Linked DNA regions of Homo sapiens: region 1 is linked to region 2. A link is a contact called in ENCODE Hi-C data. All regions are on one chromosome and are shown on one strand. Each heading gives the region's core, a stretch centred on a gene start or an enhancer-like site at or near the end of the contact. The rest is flanking DNA. Distances are from core to core; before and after follow the strand shown.

Region 1 (6,936 bases), core at 2,891-5,390, 180 kb before region 2:
GCATCTAGAGATCAACCCATTCACAAAACCAAGTATGTGTCCAGCAGCCACGCTATGTGCCCAGATATCAAGGCATGCCAGGGCACTGGACTGCCTCAGTTCCACCCCTATGGACCAGGCCACCTTTGAACCGTAGTGACAGAGAAATGTGGGCCTAGACAAGAGGGCAGATCAAACCAATCATTTAATTGTGACTTTGCCATTTGAATCCAAAGGAGGAATGAATTTGCCTCGTCTGCCTCTTCATTTTTCATCTCCTGTGGTCACCTCAGAGGTCACAGAAAATGACCTGATTATGAAGTCAGGGCTGAAGGCAGAGCAATATAGGAAGGAATGGGGAGGGAGGCCAGAGAACTGAGAAGGGGCCCAGCACAGCAGGCAGGCCTGGTCTCCCATCCCAATGTCAAACTCATGACATTCCTGAGTCACTGCGTCCTCCAAAGCCAATCAGTTCCCCACATTCACTTTTGCCTCCCTCGAAAGTGAGCTTCCAAAAATGCACATTCTCCAAGGATTTTTCCCTTATACCACCTTTTACAAAAAGATTCAAAATCCCTGCTGAGCTTTCGTCCCAGGAGCCGCCCCTCATCTCTTCTATCTGCTCCAGCCAGAACTACACCTTTCTCCTAGGTCCTACAGGGCCTGAATAGGTGGGATTCACCCCACTCCAATACCTCCTCCTTCCAAGGCTGACCCTGGGCTGTGTAAGCCGAGGCAAGTCACTTAACCTTTCTGCTCCCTCTCCTTCAAGGCTAAACAATGGGGATGATAGCATCCATGTTGTTATAAACATGCAATGAGATAACCTATGGGAAGCACTTGATAAGTGGCCTGGTACGTAGTAAATGCGCAACAAACACTAGCTGATATTATCCTCATTGTAAATTCAAAAGAGGAAGGCCCGGGACTGCAGGGCAAGGTCCTACTTCCATCTCCTTGTCCAGAACCTAGCACAGACCACGTGCTCAAGAAACTCACGTTGAATGAACAGCCACAAATACTTCAAAACCACGTCTGCTCAAACCTCTAGATTTAAGCAATATTTTGCTCAAAATGGGTGGGCTCCAGAATGGGTCTGGATCTACTCTGGGAAATGACTTTGTGATGACAACTTCAGAGTAAAGAATTTGGTTCAACAGTGTCTGGAAACGGATGGTCAGAAGCAAACGTCTTCCTCTCAAGTGCTGCTTCTCCATGTCCAGCGTGTCTGGAAACATTCCATTGCCATCTACTAAATAAATCAAAAACCTCCAACTCTGATAAAACCTGTGACAACAACATCAAAGGCCCAGAAGGCACTGACAAATCAAGAAGGGAAAAAAAACCTCTTTGATTTCTTTTTAAAACAATGATGGATTCTTTTCCCTGTAAAATGGGTGAAAGAAAAGTGCTATAAATTCTCATAGTGAGTGCAGTTAAGATGTGCAAAGACAGTGATTTTACATTTGGGATGTTAAGAGCTCAACTAATGAGGCCCTTCCTCCCTAGCCTGTGCAGCACCACTAAAGACCACTTCATTTTGAGTGGGTCAAGACCTCTGGAAGCACGAACCATGACTGACATGCTCTCATTTGAGCCCCGTGACCACCCTGAAGAGGCAGGGCGTTCTTTTCACAAGGGAGAAAAATGAGGCTAGGCGGCTCGCCTGGGTCAGCTGGATAAGTGGGGCAGATTCCAGTTTGTCCTGTTTCTCTGAGCCACCTCCTCCCTCCAGCCACTCTTCTTCCTGCCCATCCCCTGCAGAGAAAGGGCAGCAGAATGGGAGCAAATCACTTGGTTTAAACCCAGTTTTTGGCACACTGCCCAAGTACATAAAAAGAAGAGATACTTTTTTAAAAAGTCACTCTCTACAGGCCCCCCTGGAACTTACCATTCCAGGGAGGAAAAGCGGCAGAATGTCCAGTTTCATTGCACTGTCAAACACAGCAACTTAGGCCAGGCATGGTGGCTCATGCCTGCAATCCCAGCACTTTGGGAGGCAGAGGCAGGCAGATCACTTGAGGCCAGGAGTTCGAGACCAGCATGGCCAATATGGCAAAATCCCATCTCTACCAAAAATACACAAAAGAGCTGGGCGTGGTGGTGCACACCTGTAATTCCAGCTACTCGGGTGGCTGAGGCATGAAAATCACTTGAACCTGGGAAGCGGAGGTTGCAGTGAGCTGAGATTGCACCACTACACTCCAGCCTGGGCGACAGAGCGAGACCCTGTCTTAAAAAAATATAAAAAGATAGTAACTTAGGAAACAGCCCATTAGAGCATCTTTATTACAACCTGTAAAACCTGCACATGTACCCCTGAAACTAAAAGTTAAAAAAACAAACAGACTCTGAAAGACACATGGTTTTATACCTATTTCTTCAAAAAACCCACCCTAGGCAACTGTAAAACAGAATAAGCTGAGGAAAGAAACATTCACAAGCTCCACTCCCAGACCCACCCACATGTGATCTGCGCTGCCTAGAAGGTTCCAAGTAATCTGCAGAGACTCAAATAATGGGGATAGGAAGTGAGCAATAGCAGGAGTAAGGTTCCTCAGTCTTTTTAGGGCTGAGGTGGCATTACACATAATCAAAGCGGCCCCACAGATATTTTAAATAATCTACTTTATGACATTTTTTTTTAACTGGGTCTCACTTTACAGGCAAAGATGGGTGAGAAATGCAATTCTCCTCCAAAAGTTTTCATGCATTTTTTCTTTTCTTTTTTTTAAATTACGAGATAGAATACAACTTCCTGTCCAGAGTGTGCTCTTTCTATGGCTTTTTGCTTTTAAAGGCGCTTTCCATATTAAAGATGAATGAAAATGGTCACTATCTCTTTCCCCTTGGCTGAAGTACAAGGAACCTGAATTCCATTTGCACCACCTCCCTTACCTGCCTCCAACCCCCAACAAAGAGAACATCACAGGTGGGCTGCATGAAACAGAACGTGTAAATGCAGGTCCAAAATGACTTGGTGAATCACAGGTCTGGGGCCAGGTGTTTTCAAGCTTGCTCTCAAAGGGGATTAATAAAAAAACAACGGGGGAAGTCTAAAATATTTATCCACTTACACAACTTCAGACGATTTAAGTTCAAGGGCCGGCAGGCAGGCAGGCAGGCACCTTCCAGGCAAAGAGCTAAGGGAGACCCGGAAAGGGCAGGCTTTAGCAATTCCTCCTTTGGAAATTCAAACCTGGGGCCGCGGGCTGGGGTGTTAGCGGGGAGTGGGGGTGGTAAGGGGCTTGGCCAGTATCCTTCGTTCAAATGCAAATCCTTAGACTGAACGTACCTTCTCGGTCACCAGGATTACGGCGTGGGCCGTAAGGGCTGGAAGGCTGGTGGCCAGCGGCGAGGGGACTTTCCGGCGCGTCAAGCCCTTTATTATAAACCCAGAAGGTCGCTGTCACTCGCATTGGCCAGGAGGCCCACGGGCTCCGGGAACCAGCTGCTCAGCCGACAAACAACGCAAAGGCCCAGGGTGCCGGCGCTCCGAGCCAGCGTTCTGTGCCGGCTCCTCCCTGGGCGGCTGGTCCCCGGAGGAGGTGAATTCCGCGGGCACGCCCACGTCCCCATCGCGGCAGACAATGCGCAGGGTCCCCTCCTGCCGGCTCTCTGGACCCTCAGCTGTCACCGCGGCCCGGGCCGGGGTGGGCAGGGGACCCGGCTGGACAGCTAAGCTCGCCCCTGCCGGGGACTCCGTGGAGCGGCTGCCGGCCCCGTGCCCGCTCCCTCTGCCTCCACTTCCCCGGAATCCCAGCGTTGCCCCGGTCCGGGAACGCCCGGCATTGTCGCCGAGGGCCACTCTTCTAGATGTCGTATTTCAAAGACTTCCCTCCGCGAAAATAGCTTGAGACCGTCCCCGGCTCTCGGAAAACATCCAAACCAGCCCCCACCTCCCCCCGAAAAAAAAGAAAAGGAAGGAGAGGAGCCGAGCTCCGAGTGCGCAGGGCCCCGCGCCCGGCTCCCTGAGGGCGCCGCAGGTGCTGAGCGGCTGCGGCGCCTGAGCGCCGGCTGCCCCGCAGGTGCGGGCGGGGGGGCGGGGGGTCCCCGCCTCCCGGTCCGGCCCCGGCCCCGCGCCTCACCTGCGCCGCCGAGGCCCGCGCTCCGCAGCCCAGCCCGGCCCGGCCGCCGCGGGCGCTTCCTGCTCGCGACTTCCTGGAGCGGCGCGCGGGAGGCCCCGCCGCCCTTTCACTTTCCCTGGCCCGCGGGGCGCCGGCGGAGCCGCGCGGCTCCTCCCCCTCCCCGGCCGCCGCGACCCCCGGCTCCGGCCCCGGCCCCGGCGTGCCCAGGGTCGCACCAGCCCCGGGGCCACCGGGCGGGGGCGCCCCCACGCCTTGCGGCACTGCCCGGCCTTTGCGGGCGAACCCGGGTCATGGCCCGCGCCTTCCCCGGCTCCGAGGGCGCACGGGCTTTCGCTGGCGCGCTCCCCACCGGCCTCCGGGCAGTCCCAGGCGGCCTCTGCACCCCTGGCGCTCTGTCCTCAAGGCAGGTCTTCCCCACAGGCGGCGAGGGTCACATGCCGCCGCGCCCCCACCCCCAAAGAGGGCCTTTGCTTGGCCTCCCGGCTTCTATTCCTATTGTGTCATGTCAAGGGGCACAATCATGAAGACTAGCACTCCATAGCGTGGAAATGCGGCACGCGGATTTGGCTATGTCGAACCAACTTGTAAGCCAACTTGTGTCCCACCTCGCAGGCACGTGACAGAGGCAGCTCCCTGTTAGGCTGCGGGAGCCCGCCGGGTTCTTACCCTTGCGGGCCAGTGCCCTGGCACACAGGCTCCCACGTCACCCCAGAAACAACTCTTCTCCTTAGGCAGCCCCAGGGAGGGGCCTGGCCAGTCCCCTAGAAGCTACTGCCGAACACCCACAGTGGACCCCCAGGATGGCTTCAGAGCAGAGGGGGCTCCCAGCCCACTCCTCGGGGAAGAGCAAAGTGAGGCAGAGCGGAAATTTTCCGGGGAAAAAGCCTGCCCCCGGATAAAACAATGTTTAAGGATAAAACCAACCCGAGGCCTGGCTGTAAATGTCCCAACAGGCCAGTGCCCCTCGCACCCTTCCCCAGGCACGTTGAGCTTCCCTCTGGAGAATGGAGAAGGCATTCTTCCCTGTGTTTGGCTCCCCTGCCCTGCTAGGCCTCGCAGTTTCCCCCTGGGGCCCTGCTTTGTTTCTAGAACACTCTGATGTCTGTGTCTCTCTTTGCTGAGCTGGGCTGCGTGAAATCCATCACTTTGTTAGGCATTTGAGAAGCCTTCTGCAGGCAGAAAGAAAACCTGCCCACTTCTTTGCCACGCAGGGTTCAGCCCCAGGAAGCCCGCCGGCCCCTCATTCCGCAAGCGGGATGGCCCAGGGCTCCAGTCTTCTCCTTTTGGCCAGGTTTTCTTCAGACCTTCTTTCTCTCCGCAGGCCCCCTGTGCCAGTGCTTTCTCCTCTCTTTTCTAGCTCTCCATTCCCGGTGATAGCCCAGTGTGGCTCCCACCCCTCTCTCCAATGGTCTCCCCAGCCCTGGCCCTTGCCATTGGTTCGGCTCGAGGCTACCCCTCTCTCACTGCACTTGTGCAACAGCGTTCTCACTTCCAAGTTCTACCTCCTGCAATCCACTCTTTAAGCTGCCTCAAGTTGCCCTCCTAAAGCAAAATCTGATCTTGTCATTCCTGATTTTCAAACCTTTCGGGCATCCCATCACCTACAGGTTTTACACTTGAAAGGCGATAATACAAGCTCAGGATATATAGGACACCTCGGCCTCATATGGAGACAGCTTCTTCCCACCCCCCCTCCCCCCCACCCAGTTGTACTGACGTATAACTGACAAATAAAAATTACATAATTTGTAGTATAGGATGTGATGTTTTGATATATGAATACATTGTAAAATTATTGCCACAGTCAAGCTAGTATATCCAATCACCTCACATTATTTTTTTTTTTTTGGTGGTGAGAATATTTAAGATCTATTCTTCTTGCAAATTTCAAGTATACAATGTATTATTACTAACTATACATTAGAGCTGTACATTAGCCCTCCAGAACTTACTCATCTTTCCTAAGTGAAACTTTGTACTCTTTGGCCAGCGACTCCCCATTTCTCCCACCTACTGCCCCTGGTAACCACCATTATTATATGCTCTGCTTCTCTGAGTTCAAGTTTTTCAGATTCCAAAAATAAGTGAGGTCATGCATATTTTTCTTTTTTGTTTGTTTGTTGGTTTGTTTTGAGACAGGGTCTTGTTCTGTTGCCCAGGTTGGAGGGCAGTGGCGTGAGTGCAATGGTCAAGGCTCACTGCAGCCTTGATTTCCCAGGCCCAAGTGATCCTCCCCCTCAGCCTCCTGAGTATCTGAGAATACAGGCCCATGCCACCATGCCCAGCTAATTTTTTAAATTTTGTAGACACAGGGTCTTGATATGTTGCCAAAGCTGGTCTTGAACTCCCAGGTTCAAGCAGTCTTCCTGCCTTAGCCTCCCAAAGTGCTGGGATTAGAGAAGTGAGCTACCATGCCTGGCCTATATTTGTTTTTCTGTACCTGGCTTATTTCACCTAGTGTAATGTACTCCGGGTTCATCCATGTTGTTGCAAATGACAGGAAATCCTTCTTTTTTAAGGCTAAATAGTATTCCATTGTGTAGATACAGCTATACACCACATTTTCTTTATAAACTTCCCTCTAGTACTGCTTTTGCTGCATCCCATACGTTTTGGTATGTTGTTTCCATTTTAATTTGTCTTAAGGAATTTTCTGATTTCCCTTTTGATATCTTCTTTGACCCCACTGGTTGTTCAGGTGTGTATTTAATTTCTGCATATTTGTGAATTTTCCAATTTTCCTCCTGTTACTGATTTCTAGTTCATGTTATTGTGGTCAGAAAAGATACTTGATATGATTTTAATCTTCTTAAATTTGTTAAAACTTGTTTTGTGGCCTAACATATGATCTATCCTAGAGAATGTTCTG
Region 2 (6,294 bases), core at 469-2,968:
GGACACCAGACAGCTCCTCACTATGGCACATGGGGGCATCTTAAATGGGAAATCACCAACAACAGGCATAAAAACGTGGCACTACATAGACCAAGAAAAGGACATTAGTTCACAGTATGGGTTGAGGCAAGAAGGCCTTGTGTGGCTGGGCATGGTGGCTCATGCCAGTAATCCCAGCACTTTGGGAGGCTGGGGCGGGCGGATCACAAGGCCAGGAGATCGAGACCATCCTGGCTAACACGATGAAACCCTGTCTTTACTAAAAATACAAAAGTTAGCCAGGTGTGGTGGCAGGCACCTGTAATCCCAGCTACTCTGGAGGCCAAGCCAGGAGAATTGCTTGAACCTGGGTGGTGGAGGTAGAGGTTGTGGTGAGCTGCGAGCGCACATTTGCGCTCCAGCCTGGGCGAAAAGAGCAAGACTCCATCTCAAAAATAAAAAAGGCCTTGTGTGACTTCAGTTGGGAATATGCATGTCTGTGACTCAAATTTGTCACCACTTTGTACGTTTCTGCAAACGACCTTGAAAGCACCCCAAGTATTGATTTAGGGTCACCAATAAATTTTAGTGAGTAGGCGAATTTGCAAATAGAGAATATGTAATGGGAATAGACTGCATATTCATTACATGCATTTTATATTCATTATCTATAGTTTGGAGTTGTGGTACACGCATGAATATCTCTAGCTATTGCTTCAGGGGCCAGCCCCAGTGTGATGTCCCCCTCAACCCACCCTGCCTTAGAAGCCCAATCTGACCCCCACCATGGGATGCTGGGCAGTTAACTGGAGTCAGGGGGCTGCAATGAGGGTGTGTGAATCAGATCTCAAAAATATCTATCGCACTTCGGCTCTACAGCGATTTCTCTCTCAGGGTCACTGTGTGACCTTGGACAAGTTACGTAGACTTTTTGACCCTAGTTTTACTCATATGCTAAGTACAGATATTCATAACATCTTCCCTTCTGGGTTTGTGGTGAGGCTTCATGAGTTGAATTAGGATGTGCTTAGAGCTGTTCTTGCTATGATTGTTCATACATGCACATCCTCATATCCTAGGCCCATTCTTCCGGGAAGACACACGTGGTCCTGGTTGTCTCACAGTGACTGTCCCAGTGGCGGGCACCCGGCCATCAGACCCTCAGCATTCCACCTGCTCACACAGGAGGGCCAATGCCTACCAAGCCCCTCCATAAGCACATCGGGGTTCCTCTCCCAGGGGCTCTTCCATGGTTGCCTACCTCTGCCTCACCTGCCTGTGGCCCTGGCTAATGCTGTGGTCCTGACACATAGCTATCCCCACCCCAAGCTGGAACTCTGCTATTGTACCTCTCCCAGAAACCCCTGGGGGCCTGCCCTTGCCAGTGAAATAGGCAGGCGTGTTGCCTTCCCTCTTGCTGCACTTTGCTGGGTGGGCCACGGCAAGGATGCCTGAGCCTTGGGGCCCCCAGGCGTGGAGCAAGCAGCCGTTTCTTCCTTGTGGAAGCAGCGTGGACACTGCAACCCATGAGGCCACCATTTCAGGGCCATGCATGCAGGAATATATACAGCGTGTGTCTTCTGGGTCTGCAGCCACTCGGCACTGGCTGGGAGGGAGCAGCCCCACCTTCCTCCAGCTAGTGGAGGGACCAGGCCACAGGGAGGTGCAGCCTGGCCACTGCGCCCTCTCAGTAACTAGCAGCAGCCCAGGGGCCTCCAGACAGGCTGGGCAAGGACTGGTTCCCATGTGCAGGACCACAGCTCCCTGACAGCCTCTGTCTCCTCTGACGCCCCATCTGTCCCTCCAGCATCTGTCCCGCCCCACCGGCCTATTCCCCGAGTCAGCCCATCTCTGCAACAGAGCTTCCCCCACCTCAGCCCCCTCTCAGGTCTGTGTAAAGAGTGGTGGGAGGTTTTCAGCACTTTCCTGGGAACTTTCTCAGCTTCCAGGGAAACCAGGGGAGGGAGGAGTAGCCCCACTCCCGCTGAAGGGCTCTGATCTCAGCTCCTGCCAGGCCTCCAGCAGCGCGGACACGGATGAGCTGACACCATCGCAGGACGGCCGCCAGTTTTCCACAGGGCCCAGTGGCTGCAGCCTCTGTGTTTGTTTTCTGTGATCCAAAGACTGCTCAGCACTTAATAATTGTTTGACTTAATGTGGCGCAACCAGAAATGTGGCTTAGAGGAAGGAAGGGCCCTCTATTCAACCTTCCGAGCGCACAGGGCTCATTAAGGTGTTTTCCCCTAAAGAACCCTACAGGCTAATGATGCTCCACAGCGCCCTCTGCTATCCATGCTGGGGACAGACTCTCAGCCTTCCTGCAGCCCAATGGGCAAGTGGGTTCGGCTTCGGCATCTGACAACACGCAGCTTCCTGATGTCCAGAGAGAGATCTCAGTGCCTATCACACGTTGCAAATTGCCCCGTCATTTCATCAGTTCACTGTGTTCACATTAGTAACGCTGATGATGGCAATGCTCATGCCTTGAGATTTTTTTAAAAATTAGTTTCTCGGAGGTATAATTCACATACAATAAAACTCACCCATTTTAAATGAATCAGTTCATTGAGTTTTGACAAATGTATACAACTGTGTAAACACTACCACAATCAAGATGTAGAACATTCATTCCCTCCAAGAAAATCCCGTCGTGCCCTTTGCTGTCAATAGCCTCTCCCTAGCGCCAGAAAACCAAGAATCTGTGTTTTTTTGCTTTAGTTTCATTTCTTCTAGAATTTCAAGTAAGTTTAATCACACAGTGCAGACAGTGCACAGTCTTTGAAGTCTGTTTTCTTTCACACAGCACACAGCTTTCTTTGAGATTCTTCCAGGTTGTTGCACAGAAGGGTGGTTCGTTCCTTTTCATTGCTGAGTAGTATTCCACAGCAGGATACACTGCAATATGCTTACCTATTTACCAGGTGATGACATCTGGATTATTCCCAGCTTTTTACTATTATGGGTAAAGTTACTATGAACAATTATGCACATGTATGTGAAGGGATTTGGGTAAATGCTTGAGGAAATGCCTTTTTTCTTGGAAGTGTAGCTATGAGTGGATTTCTGGATAGTACGGTGTTATGTTTAACTTCATAAGAATCTGAAAAAATTGTTTTCCAAGGATTGAGCCATTTTGTCTCCCCAGCCACAATGGAGGAGATTTGCAAATGCTTACTACATCCTTGGTTTACTAGTCTTTTACATTTTAGCCATTGTGGTGTGTGGAATGTGATATCCTGTTTTCATTTTAATTTACATTTCACTAGTAACTAAGGATGTTGAACATCTTTTCATGAGCTTATTTTTCACACATCTTCTCAGGTAAAGTATCTGTCTAAATCTTCAACACTTTTTAACTCAGGTGTCTTTTTCTTCTTTGTAATGAGTTGTAAAATTCTTTATATATTCTGCATACAAGTCCTTTACTAGATATATTTTGTGCAAATATTTTCTCCTAGTCTGTGACTTACCTTTTCGTTCATTTCCTTAAGAATATTTTTCAAAGAGAAAATATCTTTAATTTTGATGAAATCTAGTTTTTCTCATTTTTCTTTTATGATTCAAACTTTATGTTTCCTACCTAGAAATCTCTGCCTAATTCAAGGCCACGGACGTGTTCTATTATATTCTCTTCTAGGAGTTTTATAACTTTGGTGCTTATACTTTTGTCTATGACACATTTTCAGTTCACATTTTTGTATAAATTTGTGCATTTTCCTTTGTTTTTAAGTGTCTGAAACAATTTTTGCAGCATTGGGACTGTTAGGTACTTGAAGCTTGGCTAGAATTTCCCTGTGAGATTATCTGGACATGGAGATTCTTACGGCTTTTTTTTCTGGGAATCCCGAAAGAACCAGCCCTTCAAGGTGGATCCCGGGGAGCCAACTGGGGCTAAATTCAAAATAGAGCCGTGTGGCCATTTGCTGACTAGACGTCACACACGTACTCTGCATTCCTGGAAACCCACATGTTTGCTTCGTTCTGGGACATTCATAGCTGCTCCTGTTCACTCCTGTATCAACGGCTACTGGAAAGCCTCCCCTCGGCCCCTGGAGCTCACCAGGAGAATGTGGCCCACATCTACCAATCAGAACTAAACAAGCGTCAACTAACCACAGCTAAGCAAGTTTGCATCCCCTATTTGCATAGCAGACGAGAGTGGGAACCCAGAGGGAGCTTTCTCTTTAAAAGACAACCCCTCTCTTTGTTGTCTCAGATTGCACCTTTGTTTTGTACCGAAGGGGGTGTCTCCCTGGTTTGCAAAATGTTTACTGGAATAAAGTCTCTTTCTTTTTTAAAAAAATAAGCAAAATCCTGTTTAATGATTTTGTTGACAGCTCCTTGATAACGTTTTCCATTTCTTCTACGGTTTATTTCAGCCCTATGTCTCTATTGGACCCATTTTGTTAAACTGTTATTTTCCTAGGAACTTACGCGTTTCATCTAGATATTAAAAATTAGTTGCATAAAGTTATTCAGGGTAGCCTCTTACCGTTTTTAAAGACTCTTCTGTTTCAATAGTTGTTTCCTTCATTGTCAATTCTTATTCTGGATATTTGTGGATCCTTTTTTCATTTTTTTTATTGGGTTAGCCAGTGGTTTGCATATTTTGTTTAATTTTTAAAAATAACTGGGATTGAATTTGTGAAAAAGAATTCCACTCTTTTTCTCTTCTGTACTTCATTGATTTCTTTCCCTTTGCTTTCTTTCAGCCTTTTTTCAACAAGCTATTCTTTTCCTAGTTTTCTGGTTTGGGAATTCAATTTATGGATTAATGGCATGTGTTTAAATCTATGCACTTTCCACTAATTACCATTTTAAATATTGCCCATAGATTCAGAAATGTGGTGTTTTTATTATCATAATTTCTAAAATATTCTATAATTTTGGTTAGTAATTTATCTTTTAGCCACAAGTATTTAATAGAAGATATTTCCATTTCCATGTGCAATAATGTTAATATTTTTTGGTTTTGTTGCACTTGATCATAGAGTGATTATAACATTTTTACTTTTCTTTTTTTGAGACAGAGTCTCTCTCTGTTACCCAGGCTGGAGTGCAGTGGCATGATCTTGGCTCACTGCAACCTCTGTCTTCCAGGTTCAAACGATTCTCATGCCTCAGTCTCCCAAGTAGCTGGGATTAAAGGCGTGCACCACCACACCTGGCTAATTTTGTGTGTGTGTATTTTTAGTAGAGACAGGGCTTTGCCATGTTGCCCCAGGCTAGTCTTGAACCCCTGGCCTCAAGTTATCATCCCTCCTTGGCCTCCCAAAGTGCTGAAATTACAGGCCTGAGCCACTGCACCCAGCCAAAACTTTTACTTTATGGAACTTATTGCTTTTTTGTGTGCAAATGTACCATTAAATTTTGTGAATATTTCATGTGTGCTTGAGAAGAAGTTGTATTAATATTGGGAATTAAACTTTGACATATCCATATGTATACATACATACACAGTGTATATGTCTATTCATCAGATCTGCCTTATTAATTATATTCCTTGAGTTCTATTTTTTTACTTACTTTTTTCTTTGTTCACTTGACTTGTCTTATCTTCAGAATGATGTTCTCATGACCAGTTATGGGTTTTGTCTATTTCTGCTTGTATCTCACTGTTTCTGGCTTATAAAATAAATATACTTTTCCTATCCCTTTCTTGGTGCAAAAATATTTATAACTGTTATTGCTCCATTGTGAACTGTGACCTGCCAAGCGTCTGTCTTCATCATGTCTGATGCCTGCTGGCCTGAATTCTATTTTGTCTGATGTTGAGATTGCAGCCCCTGCTCAGCTCAAGGTCCTAGTAGTTACATCAGTTTTGGTCATCAAGTGCTTCAAAGCTCTATGATTTTAGCAATATATTGATTAATTTTTCATCAGAATAGCTGTTGGTTAACAGCAGAAAGGAAAAGAAATACCAGTCAAGAAATGTAGGGGGCCGGGCGAGGTGGCTCACACCTGTAATCCTAGCACTTAGGGAGGCTAAGGTGGATGGATCACTTGAGGTCTGGAGTTTGAGACCAGCCTGGCCAACATGGTGAAGCCCTGTCTCTACTAAAAATACAAAAATTAGCCAGGCATGGTGGTGTGTGCCTGTAATCCCAGCTACTCGGGAGGCTGAGGCAGGAGGATCACTTGACCCTGGGAAGCAGAGGTTGCAGTGAGCTGAGATCGTGCCATTGGACTCCAGCCTAGGGGCAAGAGTGAAACTGTCAAAAAAGGAGAAAGAAAGAAAGAAAGAAAGAAAGAAAGAAAGAAAGAAAGAAAGAAAGAAAGAAAGAAAGAAAGAAAGAAAGAAAGAAAGAAAGAAAG

Evidence for each region. Hi-C counts contacts between places; a loop is a spot of excess contacts on that map. Pooled maps may share reads with other maps.
Region 1: a loop to region 2 is called in a map of CD8-positive, alpha-beta T cell, with 2.4 times the contacts of the local background. The contact joins the promoter of SLC37A1 here to the enhancer-like site in region 2. A Hi-C loop is called at or near these places in 4 of 168 maps with a recorded cell type or tissue (CD4-positive, alpha-beta T cell, CD8-positive, alpha-beta T cell, naive thymus-derived CD4-positive, alpha-beta T cell and 1 more) and 7 of 50 pooled maps.

The regions. Positions count from the first base shown.
Region 1 is chr21:42,511,056-42,517,991 of GRCh38, reverse strand. It overlaps SLC37A1 (solute carrier family 37 member 1), which reads right to left and starts at 4,140. Exons shown (of 20, transcript NM_001320537.2): 1 at 3,275-4,140. RefSeq lists enhancers at 3,220-3,449, 4,291-5,013, 5,014-5,736 and silencers at 3,610-3,709, 3,720-3,799, 4,020-4,379.
Region 2 is chr21:42,333,991-42,340,284 of GRCh38, reverse strand. No RefSeq gene overlaps it. Among named protein-coding and RNA genes, the nearest start is that of TFF2, 14 kb to the left of the region's middle. RefSeq lists enhancers at 1,097-1,226, 1,732-2,427, 3,906-4,407. Within about 2 kb of position 1,718, at least 11 of the 41 ENCODE cell types and tissues checked have a DNase peak (open chromatin) inside an H3K27ac peak, as active enhancers do.